Regions from separate parts of the Homo sapiens genome. Here region 1 is linked to region 2. Evidence: chromatin contacts called from ENCODE Hi-C or POLR2A ChIA-PET data. All regions are on one chromosome and are shown on one strand. The core of a region is the stretch at or near the end of the contact, and the rest is flanking DNA. Distances in the headings are between cores, read along the strand shown.

Evidence for each region. Hi-C counts contacts between places; a loop is a spot of excess contacts on that map. ChIA-PET counts read pairs that join two places held with the same protein, here RNA polymerase II (POLR2A). Pooled maps may share reads with other maps.
Region 1: a map with no recorded cell type shows a loop between it and region 2 (6-fold over the local background). The contact joins two enhancer-like sites. A Hi-C loop is called at or near these places in 3 of 37 single-sample maps with no recorded cell type and 2 of 50 pooled maps. POLR2A ChIA-PET finds 5 or more read pairs at or near these places in 1 of 52 experiments (GM12878).

What each region holds. Positions count from the first base shown.
Region 1 is chr22:26,705,293-26,712,119 of GRCh38, reverse strand. All of the region lies in intron 1 of MIATNB (MIAT neighbor), which reads right to left. Among named protein-coding and RNA genes, the nearest start is that of MIATNB, 36 kb to the right of the region's middle. RefSeq lists enhancers at 3,178-3,277, 3,298-3,347. Within about 2 kb of position 3,244, at least 2 of the 41 ENCODE cell types and tissues checked have a DNase peak (open chromatin) inside an H3K27ac peak, as active enhancers do; they include GM12878, where a contact is called at or near this core.
Region 2 is chr22:26,606,900-26,613,382 of GRCh38, reverse strand. CRYBB1 (crystallin beta B1) reads left to right here. Exons shown (of 6, transcript NM_001887.4): 3 at 1,193-1,311; 4 at 5,362-5,494. It also overlaps a transcript of CRYBA4 not described here. Among named protein-coding and RNA genes, the nearest start is that of CRYBB1, 7.9 kb to the left of the region's middle. RefSeq lists a silencer at 2,044-2,113 and enhancers at 2,724-3,103, 5,343-5,985. Within about 2 kb of position 2,907, at least 5 of the 41 ENCODE cell types and tissues checked have a DNase peak (open chromatin) inside an H3K27ac peak, as active enhancers do; they include GM12878, where a contact is called at or near this core.

The sequences.
Region 1 (6,827 bases), core at 1,995-4,494, 98 kb before region 2:
AGATACCATGTTTTCAACCATCTCCTATGACAGATGGGGAAACTGAGGCAGTCAAAAAGAGTGGTTAAAACCCAAAGAAACCTGGGGCCCAAGTCCAGCTGGGCCACTTACCAGCAGAGTGACCTTTGGCAAGTAAGTTGCCTCTCTGAGCCTCAGTTTCTTCTTTGATAGAATATGGGTTAATAATAATCACGTCTTATTCAAAGGCATGTGGTGAGTTGCCATTCTCAGCCATTGCCTAAGAAATACTCTGTCTTGCAATTTCTCATTTCCTTCTTTACCCTGAGAGTCTGAAAAAAAAATCACAGCTTCAGCAAAGCATAGATAGATTCTGGCCTTTGGGGTCAAAACGACTTGAGTTTGCAAAACAGATGCTTCCTTTCCTAACTGTGTGACCATAGGAAGGTGACTTCACCTCTCTGTAAACTAAAGAGAATGCTAGTCCCTCCCTCCCAGAGTCAGTGAGAATTTAAACAACTGCACATGAAGCTCCAAGCAGAGAACATAGTACATGGTGCTTGATCAGAAGTAACCACTATTGCTGCTGCTGCTACTGCAGCAGGCACTGTCAGTATCCCACCCACATCCCCTTGGCAACCACTGACCTGACAGCTTCCTATTGCAAGTACCTGTGACTGTCTGCTGTCTCTGGCCACCGGATATGATCAGCTCACATACAGGACATATAGAAAGTGTCAGGGGCAGTTCACTATTCACCCCACCCCCCAGCCCTCAACCAATGGCTGACAGGAGGTGGTGAATAAATACCTCAGCTCCCTCACGTCTTGGATGAAACAACTAAAGGTATGAGGTATGCCCTACACAGCCTCCCAGAGGTCCCCAGCAGGACTGAGCTCATTGCCCACCATGTAACCTGCTCATTCATACACCTGCATTGGGTCCTTTTCTTCCCTGGCTAACTTCCCACTCCCCTCCTGTGGATCATCTCCTCTAGTAAATTACCTGCACTAAAGTAATTGTCTCAGGGTCTGCTTCTGGTGGAACCCAACCTAAAACATGTATTTCTAACCCAAGTTTCAGGGACCCTCAGGCCCTGGCTTTGTGTCTTTGGAGTCCCTCTGAAAGCACCAACCTCCTCCTCTTCCAGTACTCTCTTCAAACTTCCATTCCCACCTTACCAGAGAGGCTGCTGGATGTGATTGCCTCAGGGTGTTGGTGCCTGGAAATGCCAAGTACTTGATCTCCGTGAACTTTTCTTTTTCTCTTTCTTTTTCTTTCTTTCTTGCTTGCTTGCTTGCTTGTTTCTTGCTCACTTTTTTTTTTTTTTTAACAAGGTCTCACTCTGTTACCCATGCTGGAGTGCAGTGGCCTAATCATAGCTCACTGCAGCCTCAAACTCCTGGACTCAAGGGATCCTCCCACCTCAGCCTTCCTAGTAGCTAAGACTGTAGGTGCATAGCACCATGCCCAGCTAATAATTTTTTTTTTTGTAGAGATGGGGTCTCACTGTGTTGCCCAGGCTGGTCTCAAACTCCTGGTTGGGCTCAAGTGATCCTCCCATCTCAGCCTCCTAAAGTGCTGTGATTGCAGATGTGAGCCACCATGCCCAACACCACCCCCTCACCATCATGATCTCTTTTCTCTGCTTACCACCTAGCCTGAGACCCACACGAGAGAAAAGCCACACCCCAAGTTGGACAAATGCCCACTGCATGGGGCATCTTTCTTGTATGTGAAGGTCAAACTTGAGGTTTTCAGGTTTAGGTCAAGAATTAAAAAAAGAAAATCAATGGAGCCCTTTTTACAAAGTAAGTCAAGGGAGGAACTTCAAAATACAAAATAGGTAACTAGGAGTTGTGACCCTGACCTTCATCCTCAAAGCTGCCTCCTTGCTTTCTGCTGTGGCTACTGAGAGCTGGAGGAGGTAGGGTTGCCAGTTAAAATACATGACACCCAGTCAAATTTGAATTTCAGATAAACAAGGAATAGCATTTAGTATGACTATGTCCTATGCAATATTTGGAATATACTCATGCTGAAAAAATTCTCCATGTTTATTTGAAACTCAAATTTAACTGAGCTTGTGGTTTTCGTTTTCATTTGTTCCTTTGTTTTTGCTAAATCTGACAACTTTACCTAGGATCCCCTAATAAATACTGTTTAAAACCACTTTGTCTGTGGTTGTCCCTTAAATGGGCCTGGACTCTGGCAGTCAGATTCCTCCAAGAGTTTTTTAAAGGGCCCACCCAGGACAGGACAGGGACTTGGATGGTGTCTGCATCCCAGTGGGGTCTTGGTCACCTTGAAATGGAGCAAAACTAGGGTAAATTTGAACTCCAGGCTTCCGGCTATGAAAAGGGGAGGTCACTTGATTCTTTTCAAGTGATTCTGCATAGCTGTGATTGCAACATCCTGGGACACAGAATGTAGAAACTGGAGCCCTGAGGTGTCACCATCAGCCAACATGGTGCTAGGGGATGTTTTTCTCTGTACTAGGTAGACTTGGTCATGTGGGAGCTAGAGACGGGAAAATTGGAGAAGCTGAGAAGTTACATGTGTGTGAATGTGCCTTCTTTGGCAAAAAATTGGAACTTGCTAAGAACCACAGACCCCTCCCCACCCACAGAAGACACAAGGAATATTCTGACTAAGGGAAGAATTTTTATGGACTCCTCATCTAAGAAGCATACCAATGAGCCACCCACCCATTCATCCACACATCCATCCAGCTATCCATTCATTCATTCAACAAATGCTTGCTAAGCACCTATTATGTGCCAAGTTTGATGCTGAGTGCTGGGCATAGAAGCCCTAAAAGGGACATACATAGTCCTGACCCCATGGATTTCCCCTATGTAATGGGAAAAACAAAGAAGGCTGTAAGCAACCAAAAAAATAAATAAACTGATTACAGAGTACAAGTTCTTTGCAGGATTCATATCCTGTGATCCTTAGTTCACTTTTTATTACATTTAAAAATGCTTTTGTTCATCCCTGTCTCCATTTCTGCCAGCAAAATTGAGCTCCAGGAACCAACTTTTTTGTGATAATATCAAACAATGACATTCCAGGGCCTGGCCTTAACAATGCAAAAGGCTTCACAATTAACAGAGGAAGGCTCAAAAGGCGATGAAGAGGAGAGTTCCTCTCTCCTGTAGTCACCATGGGGCAGATATCTTCCTGCTTCACAAAATGAGCTTCAAAGAATTCGATTTGATAAGATGTGAAATTGAGAACATTCTTAGGAACATGCAGTCTCATTTTTCAGTGCCATATGGAGATGCGTGTGAATATCTATAATTGTTAAGCAACTGGAACTGAAAGTACACTGTGAGCAAAGGGGTCCTGAGAAATTCTTAAGACGTTATTTTCATGTCCTGTGAAACTAACGTTCAAAGAGAGTCATGGCATTCTGATTGATTGCCTTACCTGACAATGGGCTGCCTGGTAATCATTGCAGTGAGCATCTCTGTGTTATCCATACAGAAATAGGTGTGGAACGGTAGAGTCAAATCAGAAGAGGAGTCACTGACACTTTCTTCTTCTTCCTCAAGACTGATTGGGGGGAAAGGCCTATGACTCTAATAGATTCCACATTTTTAATAAAAAGACTGGACATCTAGCTCTTTAAATAAATCATTTTAATTTGGTGGTTAGGAAAGATCATCTCTGATGAGATGGAAAAATGCTGAAAAGCTGAGACCCAAGGTTAAGAAATTCATCCATAAAGAGTAGGAAGAGGTTGGGCACAGTGACTCATGTCTGTAATCCCATCATTTGGAAGACCGAGGTGGAAGGATGGCTTGAGCCCAGGAGTTCGAGACCAGCCTGGACAACATGACAAGACCCTGTCTCTACCAAAAAAAAAAAAAAATGTAAATTAGCCAGGTGGCACATTCCTGTGGTCCCAGCTACTCAGGAGGCTAAGGTGGGAGGATCATTTGAACCCAGGAGGTTGAGGCTGCAGTGAACTGTGATCTCGCCACTGCATTCCAACCTACGTGACAGAGTGAGACCCTGTCTCTAATAAATAAGTAAATAGCAAAAATAAAATTAAAAAGAGAGAGAGCAGGAAAAAGAACATTACAGACACAAGAAACAGCAAGTGCACTCCAGCCTGGGTGACAGAATCACACCCTGTCCCAGAAACAAAAAACGAAAAACAGCAAAGGCCTGAGACAGGAGTTAGCTCTTGAGCATTTGAGACACCTAACAAAGTCAGCAGAAGTGGAACATAGAGAGGAAGCATGTGGAGATGAGGTGGAGAGGTCCATGATGGTCGGCACTCAAGGCTTTGTGGAGCATGCATTTTATTCTTCTGGTGACAAGAGTCAATAGATGGCTTCAAGCCAGAGAATGAGCTTTCACAAAGCAGGCTCAGTCACGCAGAAAGATCAGAATGCAGGATTGGTCACTGTTGGAGCTGACTTTTCATTCTGCATGCATGTCATGGCTCAGCACAGAAGGAGTTTGACTTCTCATAAAATTACCTGCACTTTGTAAATAATCTGACTCCCCTGGTCCAATAGAAGCAGAAAGAAAAAATGTTTAAAGCCAAAATAATACAAAACAAAAAAGAACCTGCTTACCCCTGAGAGCATGAGCATGAGGGACATGTTGTCTACTGCCAGCATGGAGTGGGAAATGAGTTTAGAGTTGGCCCTCCACAGGGGGGATTTGTGGTTCCTTGAAACTGTCAAATAAATTACCCATATTTAGTAACTGTAATGTTGTTTGGGTATTACACTCAATGGATTTGTCTGACACTCCAGGCATCTTATTTCCCCATCCATCAAACTCCCACTCACCATTATACACACAGCTGAATGGCTAAAGTGGAAGGAACTGACACCACCGAACGTTGGCAGGGATGAGGAGGAACTGGAATGCTCATCTATAGTGAGTGGAAGTACAAAATGGTACAACCATTTTGGAAAATTTTTAGCAGTTTATTAAAAAGTTAAACAAATTTGTCATATGACCCATTAATCTTGCTCTCAGAAATTTACCTAAAAGAAATGAAAATATATCCTCAAAAAATCTTGTGCAAAAATGTTCATAGCTGTTTTACTCATTATAGGCAAAACCTACAAATACGTCAGATTTGCAGGAGAACAGATAAACTGAGGTATATTCATAGCATTCAGCAATAAAAAAAGAAATGAGTGGTCCAGCATGATGGCTCAAGCTTGTAGTCCCAACACTTTGGGAGGTCAAGGCAGAAGGATTGCTTGAGCCCAGGAATTCAGGACTAGCATGGGCAACATGATGAAACCCTGTCTCTACAAAAAAATACAAAAATTAGCCAGACATGGTGGCCTGTGCCTGTAGTCCCAGCTATTTGGGAGGCTGAGGTGAGAAAATGGCTTGAGCCAGGGAGGTTGAGGCTGCAGTGAGCTGAGATCATGCCACTGAACTCCAGCCTGGGTGACAAAGTGAGACCCTGTCTCAAAAAAAAAAAAGGAAGTTGGGCACTGTGGCTCATGCCTGTAATCCCACCACTTTGGGAGGCTGAGGTGGGCGGATCATGAGGTCAGGAGATCGAGACCGTCCTGGCTAACACGGTGAAACCCCATCTCTACTAAAAATACAAAAAATTAGCCGGGCATGGTGACGGGTGCCTGTACCTACTCCAGCTACTCCTCCAGCTACTCAGGAGGCTGAGGCAGGAGAACGGCATGAACCCAGGAGGCAGAGGTTGCAGTGAGCCGAGATCGGGCCACTGCACTCCAGCCTGGGAAAAGAGTGAGACTCCGTCTCAAAAAAAAAAAAAAAAAGAGCAATTAACATATGTTACAGCATGAAGAAATCTCAGAAGCATTATGCTAGATAAAAAAAACAAATAGAAAGGCTACATGCTGTGTATGATTTCATTTACAAAAAGTTCTTGAAAAATAAAAACTAACTCACGGTAATAGAAATCAGATCAGTGGTTGCTTTTAGGAATGAAGGAATTACCTGGCACAATGAAGTTTTCTGTGGTGGTGGTGATGCCTTGTTTCTTAATAGAGATATGGGTTGCACAAGTGTATGCCTTTATCAAACTGATATAACTGTGTACTTAACATTAAGAATTTCACTGAATATAAAAGATAATGTAACAATTAACTCAAGATGGATTAAAGACTTAAATGTAAAACCCAAAACTATAAAAACCCTGGAAGACAACCTAGGCAATACCATTCAGGACATAGGAATGGTAAAAGTTTTTATGACAAAAATGCCAAAAGCAATTGAAACAAAAGCAAAATTTGACAAATGGGATCTAATTAAGCTAAAGAGCTTCTGCAAAGCAAAAGAAACTATCAACAGAGTAAACAGACAGCCAACAGGATGGGAGAAAAATTTTGCAAACTATGCATCTGACAAAGGTCTAATATTCAGCATCTATAAGGAACTTAACCTAATTTACATGAAATAAACAACCCCATTAAAAAGTGGGCAAAGGACATAACAGACACTTTTCAAAAGAGGACATACATGTGGCCAATAAGCAAATGAAAAAAATAGCTTAACATCACTGATCACTAGAGAAATGTAAATCAAAACCACAGTGAGATACCATCTCACACCCGTCAGAATAGCTATTATTAAACAGTCAAAAAATAACAGGTGCTAGCGAGGCTGCCGAGAAAAAGGAATGCTTATACACTGCTGGTGGGAGTGTAAATTAGTTCAACCATTGTGGAAAACAGTGTGGCGATTCCTCAAAGACCTAAAAACAGAACTACCATTCAACCTAGCAGTCCTATTACTGGGTAGATACCCAAAGGAATATAAATTTTTCTATCATAAAGTCACATGCACACATATGTTCACTGCAGCACTATTCACAGTAGCCAAGACATGGAATCAACCTAAATGCC
Region 2 (6,483 bases), core at 1,658-4,157:
ACACATACAGGAGTTTCTCTTGGGCAACCAAAGGTAGAAGTGGAAGTGCTGGGTCATGGTTATATGAACCTCCCCTCCTCTTACAGCTGGGGAAACTGAGGCTCAAAGAAGGCAGAAAATTGTGCCTTGGTCCATGTGAATGGCAACGTTGTCCCAACTTGGAACAGCAAGTGGACAAGGAACCAAACATGAGGCTTAGTGAGGAGAGAAGATTAGCTCAAGTTTTCCCCTATGTTGTGGAGGGTTGGATTTGCAAGTGTCTCCTGAGCATCAGCTCTGTGGCAGGTACTGGGGCTGGGGCTGGAGATACAGAAATTGATCAACCTCAGGCCCTGCCCTGGAGGAGTCCTTGGTCTTTGGAGGGGCTGGGTAATGGGAGAGAGGGAGTGCAGAGAGAGAGGGAGACCCCAAAGCAAAACAGCAGTGACTGTGTGGTGGGTTAGTTGTGCTGCTAATGGGGAGAGGACAGTGGGGGATGCTCAACCAAGGCCGATGGAGGAAGGGGCAATCAGAGAAGGCTTCCTGGAGAAGGTGGCACCTGAGCCTAAAACAGAATAACGAGCTGGAATGCGTATTAGGGAACTTCAGTTAGGCAGTGGGAGCTCCAAGCTGGATATGTGTGGTGGAGAAGGCATTCCAGGCAGGAGGAATAGCACAAAGAAAGGCCTGAAAGGGAGGTTCATAAGTTCCTAATGATGGCGCAGATCTTAGCTTCAGAATTAGGGCATGAGGCCAGGTGCAATGGCTCATGCCTGTAATCCCAACACTTTGGGAAGCCAAGGCAGGCCAATCATTTGAGCTCAGGAATTCGAGACCAGCCTGAGCAACATGGCAAAATCCTGTCTCTACAAAAAATAGCCAGGCATGGTGGTGGGTGCCTGTAATCTCAACTACTCGGAGGCTGAGGTGGGAGGATCGCTTGAGCCTGGGAGGCGGAGGTTGCAGTGAGCCATGATTGCGCCACTGAACTTCAGCTGGGGCGACAGAGTGAGACTCAGAAAAACAAACAAACAAACAAAAAACAAAAATCAGTAAAGAATTGGGGGATGGGAGGACAGGATCATTTCACAAACTGTGGCTCATCACACTTTTATGTGACTCCTGCACTGCTGGCTTTTATTTATGTAGATACTTAATGAATTTTTGACTCCCCCCTCACTCTGCCCTTGGCATGGGGGCTTCTCTCCTGCAGCTGGTGGTCTTCGAACTGGAAAACTTCCAGGGCCGTCGAGCAGAATTCTCGGGGGAGTGCTCAAATCTGGCAGACCGTGGCTTCGACCGTGTGCGCAGCATCATTGTCTCCGCGGGACCGTGAGTACTGGGCGGCGGAGGGGCACACTCTCTGCCACAGTAAAATGACCACACAACAGTAGCTGCCATTTCTCCAGCATCTGCTCTGTGCCTGCGGCCGTTCGTACTCCTGGCACATACATTATGTCCAATCCTCATATCAAACTGAAGAGGGAGGAATTGTTCTCAATCTCATTTTACGGATGAGGAAACTGAGGCTCGGAGAGGTGATCCAATTAGCATAAGATCACACTGGCAGTAAGCCATGGTTCTGGGCTCTGGAGAAATGCTGCTTCTACTATAGCAAAAACTCTAGCCCGGCCGGGCGCGGTGGCTCACGCCTGTAATCCCAGCACTTTGGGAGGCCGAGGCGGGTGGATCACGAGGTCAGGAGATCGAGACCATCCTGGCTAACAAGGTGAAACCCCGTCTCTACTAAAAATACAAAAAATTAGCCGGGCGTGGTGGCGGGCGCCTGTAGTCCCAGCTACTCGGGAGGCTGAGGCAGGAGAATGGCGTGAACCCGGGAAGCGGAGCTTGCAGTGAGCCGAGATTGCGCCACTGCAGTCTGCAGTCCGGCCTGGGCGACAGAGCGAGACTCCGTCTCAAAAAAAAAAAAAAAACAAAAAAAAAAAAAACAAACTCTAGCCCATTACCGAGGGCTGAGAGAGGTCAAAGAGTGAAGTGTCCACTCGCTGTCCCCTCTCCTGGGCGTCCAGCTGCCTGGGAGTAATGATAAGCATCTGTGGCACACCCACCAGGTGCCAGGCACTGACTCGGGACCACACCTAGATGATTCACAGTGCTGTAGGAGGCAGAGGCTATTCTTATGCCCACTTGACAGATGGAAAGACTGAGGCTCAGAGGGGGTGAGTCTCTTACCCAAGGTCACCTATTGGTAAGTGGCACAGCCAGGATTCAACTCAGGTTGATTGAGTTCATTCCTAAAGCTCTTAATCACCATGCTTCACTGCCTGTTCCTGTCTCTGTGGGTGTCTCTGGGCCTTAGTGACTCCCATATAAAACAGGGATAGTCATCCTTGGGCAGAGTGGTTGCCCTATGTCCAGCCTGTGTGTGCTGAGGTCAGGGTGGAGGGGCAGCCCCAGGACAAGATCCACGCAGCTCGTTTGCTCTTGTCTCCCCCACTTTGAAAGCCTGCAAGGGTTCCAGTCATCCTGTATTCTGAGCCCATTCCGAGATGAGCTTTGAGGTCAGACAAGCCTGGGTTTGAGTCCTGACTTCCCCTGTTTGCCTTGTTCAGTGTGCAAGCCTCAGTTTCCCCATCTTTGAAATGGGGAGAAGGATGGCCCTCACCACTCCTCACAGGATTATGCTGAGGTCTGAGGGAGATCATACAGCATGGGCCTGTTACCTTGTGGGCACCCAAACATGGCAGGTGACTCTGATGGTCACGTACCCACCTCCCTGCCCGGTGAATTTAGCCAACTTATCCTGGAGGCTACCCGGGACCATTTCTACCTCCTGCACCCTCAGTGTGGTCAACGCAGCCTCAGCTCCACCCTCAGCCCCAAAACCCAGCTGGAAGCAGAAGCTACCGGATGTGGCCAGCATGGGTTTTCAGGCTTTTTTTGGTACCAGTGACTCAAACCCAGAGTATTTCTCCTCAAACAAAGATGCAGCTGGTGTCTGACGTGTGCCTTGGAGCCGTGCCTGATGGGCATGGAAACGGGCCTGTGGTCCGGGGGCCTGGGTCTGTGTGGGCGCTGGCAGGGCCATGGGAAAAAAAGAATGAAGAGGGTGAGGTAGGCATGGGGAAAGTGAGGAGGCCTGCCTGCCTGAAACCCAGGAGACTGCAGCCTGACACCCAACACCATCATGTGACCTTAGGCTGGGGACTTAACCCCTCTTAGCCTCAGTTTCCATATCTTATAAATTAAAATTCCTGCCCTACCCTCTCTCCCTGCTTGCGGGTTGAAATGAGCCATGGGAGATAAGAAAAGGCATAGATATAAACATTTAAAATTTAGATCCTCACTGGTCCTGCTGAAGAAGATAGGGGAGATTTTAGGGGGACTTGGGCATGGTGGCAAGACCACATCAGTGTCTGTTTTTCCAGAAGCCTAGACCTCCAGTTTCCTTCTCCCTTTAATCAGGAACAGTATTAATTTGGAGGCTTACTCTGTGCTGTATCTGTTCCATGCATTCCCTCTTTTAGGCCCTCATAATCTCCCAACAAGGTAGATGCAACAAAGTAGATGTATCATTTCTTCTCTGTTACTAAAGCTTAGCAGGTGTAAGTGCTGCCCAAATGCATGCAGCAAATGGCAAAGCTTGGATTAGAATTCAGGTCTGTCTGTTTCCAGGGTCTGTCCTCTTAACTCCTACATGAAACCACCTTCCAAGGCTCCCTTCTTATTCACCCATGCGTCTATCCACCCATTTATTCATCATCCATCTACTTACCCATGCATCTACCCATTCGTCTATTGATCTATCCATACATACATCCATTCTCCATTTATACACACGTACCCACCATGTGTTCTCCATCACCCACCCATCCATCTATAAATCTATCCATCTACCCACCCATCCATCTACCCATCTAGCTATCCATCAATTCAACCATCCCTTCATCCATCCCTTTATCCATGCATCCATTCATCTGTCCATCTACCCATCCACCTATCCATCTATTCAACCATCCTTTCATCCACCCATCCATCCACCCATTCATCTGTCCATCCATCCATCTATTCTCCCATTTATTTCTCTTCTACTCCAGACCAGACAGGGCTGAGGCAAATGCAACTCTATTCTGGGAAGACAAACATATCTTTAATTTACTCCAGTGTGGTTAACTCATCTCTCAGACAAAGACCTGAGGCTCCTGTGATGCATTCTGTCTCAGCCCATGGTGATAGCCCATCATCCTTGTCTCCTTCTGGGGAGAGCAGGGTCCCAGCAGCCCCCTGGGAGAAGATGCTAGTGTCAGTGTCCCCTCATCCGTCTCTTTTTTCCTAAGAACTCTTGAACACACGGGGAGCAAAGGTCAAGGAGTTCCTTAGTCTCAGCTTTCTCATCTACGGAATGGGGATTGTCTTATCTACCCCACCTGCACTGCCACAATCCCTGGTCCCTGTAACACAAGCTCACTTCTTGTCCTTAATCAATCTTCACTGGGAAAGCCAGGAAAATCTTCCATCTAATTTCAAACTTCTAATTAGTCCATGTAAGGAACCTAGCATCTTCATAAGCGCTATCACATTATATTACCATAGGTATCTGAGGGTAGATATTACCATCATTCCCTTCCCATTGCCTCATACTAGTTACTGAGTATCTCCCGAATACCAGGCCAGTATTTACCCAGCAAGGATGCAAACACCTGTATCAATTTTTCCCTTACCCCTGTACCTCCGAGACTGTCGTTCATTTAATATATTTCATTTAAAATGATCCTGCTAACCACAAATAAACACATTTTAAAAGAACCCTGACACCACTTTTTACAAATGGAAGGCTAGTATTATTTCCTATAAGTAAAAGGTATCCATACAAAATTAACAATAAACACAAAAGTGGTATTATTATGTTGCTATTACACCATTGTCTGCTGGAGGTTCTGGGCTAGTGGTCTTTTCTCTCTTTGTTACAAAAGAAAAAAAGGAGAGATTAGTAAGTGTTAAAGGCACATTAACATCAAACGAGCCTTTCTCCTAGCTGGCGTCAAGTTTCAAATGTCTATGTGTTCCTTGGCTCCAAGTCCTGATAGTACTTGAAGCATGTATGAACCTTACATCTAGAGAAACAGTGTGCTCAGATAATCACACACATTTATCTCACTTAATCCTTCACCAACTCCAAGGAAACAGGCATATGAGTGTAGATGAGAAACAAAGGCTCAGAGAGGTAAAGTCACTTGCCCATAGTCACACAGCCTGTAAGTGTCAGAGCCTAAAATCAAACCCAGACATGTTCAGCCCCCTTTGGACTTTCCTACTGTCCTCAGGGCTGCCTTGCCAGGGGAGAGAGAAAGGCAAGTAGGGAGTGGGGGCTTCTACTAACCATATGTCTCCTGTCTGCCTCATGGTCCTTCTTGTATCCAGCTGGGTCGCCTTTGAGCAGTCCAACTTCCGCGGGGAGATGTTCATCCTGGAGAAGGGCGAGTACCCTCGCTGGAACACATGGTCGAGCAGCTACCGCAGTGATCGGCTCATGTCCTTCCGGCCCATCAAAATGGTGAGTGGCTCTCCGGCTGGGGCTGGAGAATCAGCCAGGCGGGGCAGGGCAGGTGTAAGTCTGAGATCTGACAAGGGCAAGAAGGAGATGATGGTGGGTAGGGAGGCGTGGCAGCCTCCGAGTTGTCAAAGGACCGTGGATTCTTGAGCTCATCAATTCATCAGTGTCCTTAACACACTCACTACATACCCAGCTAGGAACCCTGGGCAAATGATAAGCACAAAAGCTTCCAAGTTAGAGCTAAAAACTTCAGCATCTTCCTTGATTCTCTTGATATCCCTGGCTGCACATTTAGACCTTACTGGGAGCTTTTTTTTTTTTTTTTTTTCCCAAAGATGGGGTTTTGCTGTGTCCCCCAGCCTGGTGTACAGTAGTGTGATCATAGCTCACTGCAGCCTTGAACTCCTGGCCTCAAGTGATCCTCCCGCCTGGGCCTCCTAAAGTGCTAGGATTACAGCCGTGAGCCACCATGCCAGGCCTGGGAAAACTTTTCAAATTTCAGTGCCCATTCGAAACACCAAACATGCTGGTTGCAGATCATGCAATGGCTAAGAAGAGGGATATTGTAGCCGGGCATGGTGGCCCATGCCTGTAATCCCAGCACTTTGGGAGGCTGAGGTGGGTGGTTACCCAAGGTCAGGAGTTCAAGACCAGCCTGATCAACATGACGAAACCCCGTCTTTACTAAAAATACAAAAATTAGCCGGGCGTGGTGGCGCATGCCTGTAATCCCAGCTACTAGCAAGGCTGAGGCAGGAGAATTACTTGAACCCGGGAGCCAGAGGTTGCAGTGAGCCGAGATCATGCCATTGCACTCCAGCCGGGGTGACGGTGCCAGACTCCATCTCAAAAAAAAAAAAAAAAAAAAAGGAGAGGGATACTGTAGAAACGCAGCTTGAACCTCTTAATAATAAGACAATATACTGAATTAGTTTCTTATAATATTTAACTAAGTCAACTTCCAGAAGATTCAAGGTCAAAATGGTGGC